2 separate regions of the Homo sapiens genome follow, and region 2 is linked to region 1. Evidence: chromatin contacts called from ENCODE Hi-C or POLR2A ChIA-PET data. All regions are on one chromosome and are shown on one strand. Each heading gives the region's core, a stretch centred on a gene start or an enhancer-like site at or near the end of the contact. The rest is flanking DNA. Distances are from core to core; before and after follow the strand shown. Region 1 has its middle 320 kb from the start of SNORD151. Region 2 has its middle 240 kb from the start of SNORD151.

Evidence for each region. Hi-C counts contacts between places; a loop is a spot of excess contacts on that map. ChIA-PET counts read pairs that join two places held with the same protein, here RNA polymerase II (POLR2A). Pooled maps may share reads with other maps.
Region 2: a loop to region 1 is called in a pooled map, with 7 times the contacts of the local background. The contact joins two enhancer-like sites. A Hi-C loop is called at or near these places in 10 of 37 single-sample maps with no recorded cell type and 3 of 50 pooled maps. POLR2A ChIA-PET finds 5 or more read pairs at or near these places in 1 of 52 experiments (WTC11).

Annotation. Positions count from the first base shown.
Region 1 is chr7:47,148,138-47,150,867 of GRCh38, forward strand. No RefSeq gene overlaps it. Among named protein-coding and RNA genes, the nearest start is that of SNORD151, 320 kb to the right of the region's middle. Within about 2 kb of position 1,319, at least 2 of the 41 ENCODE cell types and tissues checked have a DNase peak (open chromatin) inside an H3K27ac peak, as active enhancers do.
Region 2 is chr7:47,226,639-47,229,368 of GRCh38, forward strand. No RefSeq gene overlaps it. Among named protein-coding and RNA genes, the nearest start is that of SNORD151, 240 kb to the right of the region's middle. Within about 2 kb of position 1,338, at least 2 of the 41 ENCODE cell types and tissues checked have a DNase peak (open chromatin) inside an H3K27ac peak, as active enhancers do.

The sequences.
Region 1 (2,730 bases), core at 69-2,568:
ATACTGAGAAAAATCTTACACATATATATTCATATATGGCACAAAATTTCCTCGACATACCATTGATAAATGAGATTGTTCAAATGGATTAGCAATATTTCAAATCAGATAATAAATGGTGTTTGTAAAGCACTTACTGATAAGATACAATTCCTAAAGCGTATTTTCAAACTCAAAGTAGAGATATATTTAACTACCCTCCATCTATGAAACAAAACAGAAAACGGAGTGGAAAATCCTGATAAGATTAAACATATTTCTTATTTATTGCCTGACCTAATTTGGTCAGTCACCTCTAGTTACCTTTAACAGTTTGAAGTCTGTGAGAGAGGCCTTTGACTTATGCTTCTTTCTTTAATGGAAGGATTTTTTTCCCTTTTTAAATAGTAAGACTTGTGTGATGATAGAGCAAAGGTTTTTCTAGAGGAAGACATTTGCTCACCAATGTCACTGATCCTAGTTCTCTTTTCTAGCCTGAGGGGCAGTTATTAAAAAGAATTCACCACAAAGAGTCTATTTTTCTTATTAATCCACTTCCACGGGGTGGGGAAATAAAGATAAACTAAGGATGAATCTATAAATTATTTACATTTTTCTTCTTTGTTAGGACAGAATCCATGACCAAATCATCTTGGAATCCTGCAGAGTTCCTGATGCTTAACACTAACTCCATTTGGACCTTAATCACTTCATTTGACCATTGCAATAACCATATAATATCAGAAAAGGCAGATGTCATTTTTCCCATTTTGCCAATGAAAATGAAAGACTGACAGGGCAGAAATGCAATGAGGCTAGCCAGGCTAAGAAGGGGGGGCACTTTTTTTGTAAGAAAGGAACAGAGAATTCTCTCTGGCTGGGAAAGAAGAGTGTATAAATAAGAGCCAGGAAACTGTTGCTTATCAGATCCGCGAAGCCCAGAGGATTCAATTCAGGCCAGTGCTACTATTGCAGGTCAGATTACAAGGAAGAGTGTCAAGAGGGAAAAGATGTTGAAGTCTTTGCCCTAGCTATTTGTGTAATGTCCACACGAAGATGTGATTAAGCACTATACGTGTGGCACTAGCTGTTACTGTACAATCAAAACTTCAATCAGAGTCATCATGAAGCATCTGTCTTGATGGTATGACTTTTAAGTCTAGGTGTAATGAGGCTGGAATGATCTATGGCAGGGGTTCCCAACCCCCAGGCCACAGCATTGGTCCATGGCCTGTTAGGAACCGGTCCACAGAACAGGAGGTGAGCAGAGGTGAGTGAGCATTACTGCCAGAGCTCCGCCTCCTGTCAGATCAGCACCGGCATCAGATTCTCATAGGAGCGCAAACCATATTGTGAACTGCACATGCAAGGGATCTAGGCTGAGCCCTCCTTATGAGAATCTAACTAATGCCTGATGATCTGAGGTGGAACAGTTTCATCCCAAAACCAACCCCCATCCCTGGTGTCAGGAAGGTTGGGAACCGCTGCTCTATAGTGTCAGCTGTCATACACCTGGTGTGGTGGGCAGTATGGTGGCGTTAGGGGAACAGAAACCAAATTTGAGAAGTTCATGTTTATTTCAGTTAATGTTTATTTCAAATTACACATCCTATATGTAACTTCCTCTTCTTTCTCTTTCTCTGCCTTTTTTATTTTTGTCTCTCTCATCTTTCTCACTGTTATTCAGAGAGAACTTAAAGGGGCAATAACTTCAAACACATGGACTGTGACCAATTGACAAATATGGGTGCTATGGGAGCTGCACTCAAGTTTATCTTATTTCCTCCATGTCTTCCCATCCACCCTATCACTAAAATAGACTTCCATGGACACACGGGGCCCACATGAGCACCCACACAGCCTTCCCTGAGAGCGCCATAGGACCCTTCTCCTGGGCCTCTCTTCCACTGCTGTCTGCAGTCCAGGGGCTGGCACCACCAGTCAAGAGGCTGATGACTTACCTAAAACCACACAGGTAATGGCTAATTATTGTACAACAGAGATGTGTAACAAACAACTGAATTACCCTAGCAGCATACAACAACAAGCATTTCATTTTACTAGCCACCTGTGGGCCAGCTGGGCAGTTACGGTCTCAACTGAGCAGTTCTACTGGTCTGAGCTGGGATCACGGGGTTCACTTAGGTGTTGTGAGATTTTTTAAATAATAAAATAGAATTCCAAATACAATTGCATTTATGGAAAATATTGTATTTACTCCAAACAAATTGATGCACACATGTTTTGGCGATAAGGAAAGATTTTACATTTGTTGTTTGTGATAAAATTAAGAATATTATTTATTTTTTTAAAGGTGCATAAACCCATCACTCTTCTGCAATTATTTCCATGTTTGTGTATTCTCTTGTATACAAGAGAATTTTTGTAAAAAACAAAGGGTTGTTATAATATATATCCCATTTTATATTCTGCTTTTTCATATTTTCAAATCTCCCTATTATCAATTGTGAGTTGACTAGAGATTGGATGTGTGGCTTTACTGATCTGGGCTGGGCTCTCACACATGTCTGGGCCCAGCAAAGACAGCTGGTCAAAGCAGAGAAGCAAGGGATACCACAAACACGTGCACAGCCTCTTAATGCCTAGTGCTCAAGGGTTGCACAGCATCACTTCCTCACATCCTATGTTCAGACTTTGGAAACGGGGAAATTCTTTCAATCTCTTGATTAAAGGGACTCCACAGTCACATTGCAAACGATTAGGATGCAGGAAAGGCTGGAGAAAAGAACC
Region 2 (2,730 bases), core at 88-2,587, 79 kb after region 1:
AAAACAATAAAACAGAGCTGAGTAAGGTGTTTGTGTTTAGTATATCCAGGTGTCCCCTATTAAGGCTCATCCCTCACCTCTAGCCAAGAAATCAAATTGTGATATTCAATTAACTGAGAATTAGGCCGCTCCTTTCAGGAACCTGCCAATACACATAATAAACACAAACGGGCTCTGCTGAGTAGAACAATGTGAACTCAAGAGTGAACAGCTGTGAAGGCAAGCCTTGGCTCTGCCTCTGACCAGCCATGCACATCTGGGCAAGTCACTTCCCCTAGATTCCATTTCCCCATCTGCAAAGTGGGCACTGCAAGACCTACGTCACCGGTTTGCTGGGAGAATAGCATAAGTTTCCCAGACCTCCAACCTGGGGATATTAAACAGGGCTATACCAGCAGCATTACCTGTATGTCCCTAACTCTTCCCGGAGAAACCACAGAATAGCCAGCACCTCCTCCAGGCACACCCACACCACAGTACACACAGAAACACAGTAGGGTGTTTCAGCATTCTTCCTTACAAATTCGCCAGCCACCAAGCACCACCTCCATTCTCTGCTTCTCTTGTGCTAGGACTTTAGGATGAAATTCACTGTAGTTCCCCCACACCCTGTAATAGAATCCATAAATGAGCCCTCCTGATATGTCCAGAGCTGCTGCTGGGCTGCCTCCTGCCACTGCTGCCCTGTCCTGCTGGGCCTTCCCACCTCCTAGGGCATCTCCATGGGACACGGGAATCCACTAAAGCTCATGCTTGTGCCAAGATGGTGCTGTGGGACCCCACCCCATGCCCTGATCCCTGCAGAAGGGAGAGGAAATGCCCTCCTTCTCCACACCAGGTTACACATGGGTGCACGGTCCCCTGTGTCTTGCAAAGTGTTTGTGAACACACATTCTCAGTTTCTCCTCATGACCCTCCCATTCCCAGGATCCTGCCAGATGTCCTCAGGACCTGAGCTGGGGGATCGATTCTAGAGAGGACACCATACTCTGATCAGAATTGCCCTGGCTCCACACCAGTCCAGTCCTCCAGCTTCCTCTTTCCTTGCGGGGGAGGGTCCCCCACTGCTGTTTCTCCTACGGGGAGATGGAGGGAGCTGGAAAAGAGATGAACAGATGAACTCTGCCCTCATCATCCTGAGAAGCCCTTCCCTGCTGCCCCACTGCAACTCTGAGTCCCATACCAACAAGGGCAGAAAGTTGGCAAGGCCACGGAGCCCCTGGCCTTCGCTAGTCAGGGGATGTCTCCTGGAGAATACACAGCCGCTGCTCAACTGTCATGGCAATAAATAACCCAACCACAACTGTCCCCTGGCCTGCCTCCTGGTGAGAAACACTCATTCCCGGCAGGGACACAGGCTCTGAGAGAGCCTCTGTCTCCCAGGAGACTGCTGAGGAGGGTGTTTCCAGGGTCCTGTGGGCTAAGTGACTCATCACCCACAGAGCCCCAGAGGCCGGCTGTTTGCAGCTGGAACTGGGTCTCCTGAGATCCAGAGCAATGGAGGGCAGTACCCTCGGCCCTGTGTCAGGTCACAAAGGAGTTCTGGAGTTGGATGGTGGTGATGGCTGCACAACAGTGGGAACGTCCTTAATACCATTGAACCACACGCTTAAAACGGGCTACCATGGTAAACATTATGTATATGTTATCACAATTACTTAAAATATTTGAATTCAGAGAGAAAAATACATAATATATAAGAAATATTATATATATAATGTATATACACCAATATTCATAAATAATCTGACTAGTAATTTACAAGGGATCTTTTTACTTTTCTGTATTTTCTGAGTTTTTCTTTTAGTTTGCTTGTAGTACCTTTGTAATAAGATCAATAACAAGAATTGTTCATTAGAATTAACAGTTATAACAATAAGCCTTTTCAAAGAAGCACTTTCAAAAATCCTTCCTGTGTATTTCTCCTGTCAATCACTTGTTCAGTGGCTGGAACACAGACATGTCTGAGGGGCTCACTGCCCTCTCTCACCAACCATGGCTACCAGAGTGACCAATAAAGGGGCCTGGGCAACGGTTCCCTCAGACCATCCTTCCCTGCTCCGAACCCTTCACCGCCCTGCCCAGCTCCAAGATGTCTCCACCTGCAGCCTCGCCTCCCTTCTCCTCCAGCCTCGCCTCCCTCCTCCTGCAACCTCCCTTCCCTCCACCTCCAACCCCGCCTCCCTCCACCTCCAAACCCGCCTCCCTCCTCCTCCGGCCCCACCTCTCTCCTCCTCCAGCCCCGCCCACCTCCACCTACAACCCCGCCTCCCTCCAACCTTGCTTCCCTCCACCTCCAACCCCGTCTCCCTCCAAACCTGCCTCCATCCTCCTCCAGTCCTGCCTTCCTCCTCCTCTGATCAGCCTCCCTCCTCCTCAACTCCTTAACTCATGATGGATCGTAAGCCTAAATGGAAAACGTAAAGTGTAAAACCTTTAGAATCAAACACAAAAAAATATTGTGTGAACTTAGATTAGGCCAAGAGTTATCAGATATGACTCCGAAAGCAAGACCCACAAAAGAAAAATTACTAAGTTGGATTTTATCAAAATTTTACCTTTTATGATTCAAAAGACACTGTTAAGAACATAAAAGTGATAAGCCAGAGAATGAAAGAAAATACTTGCAAGTCATATATCTGACAAAGGACTTATATCTGGAATATAAAAAGAATATTCAAAGCTCTACAATAAGAAAACAGCCCAACTTTCTTTTTAAAAAAAGGGCAA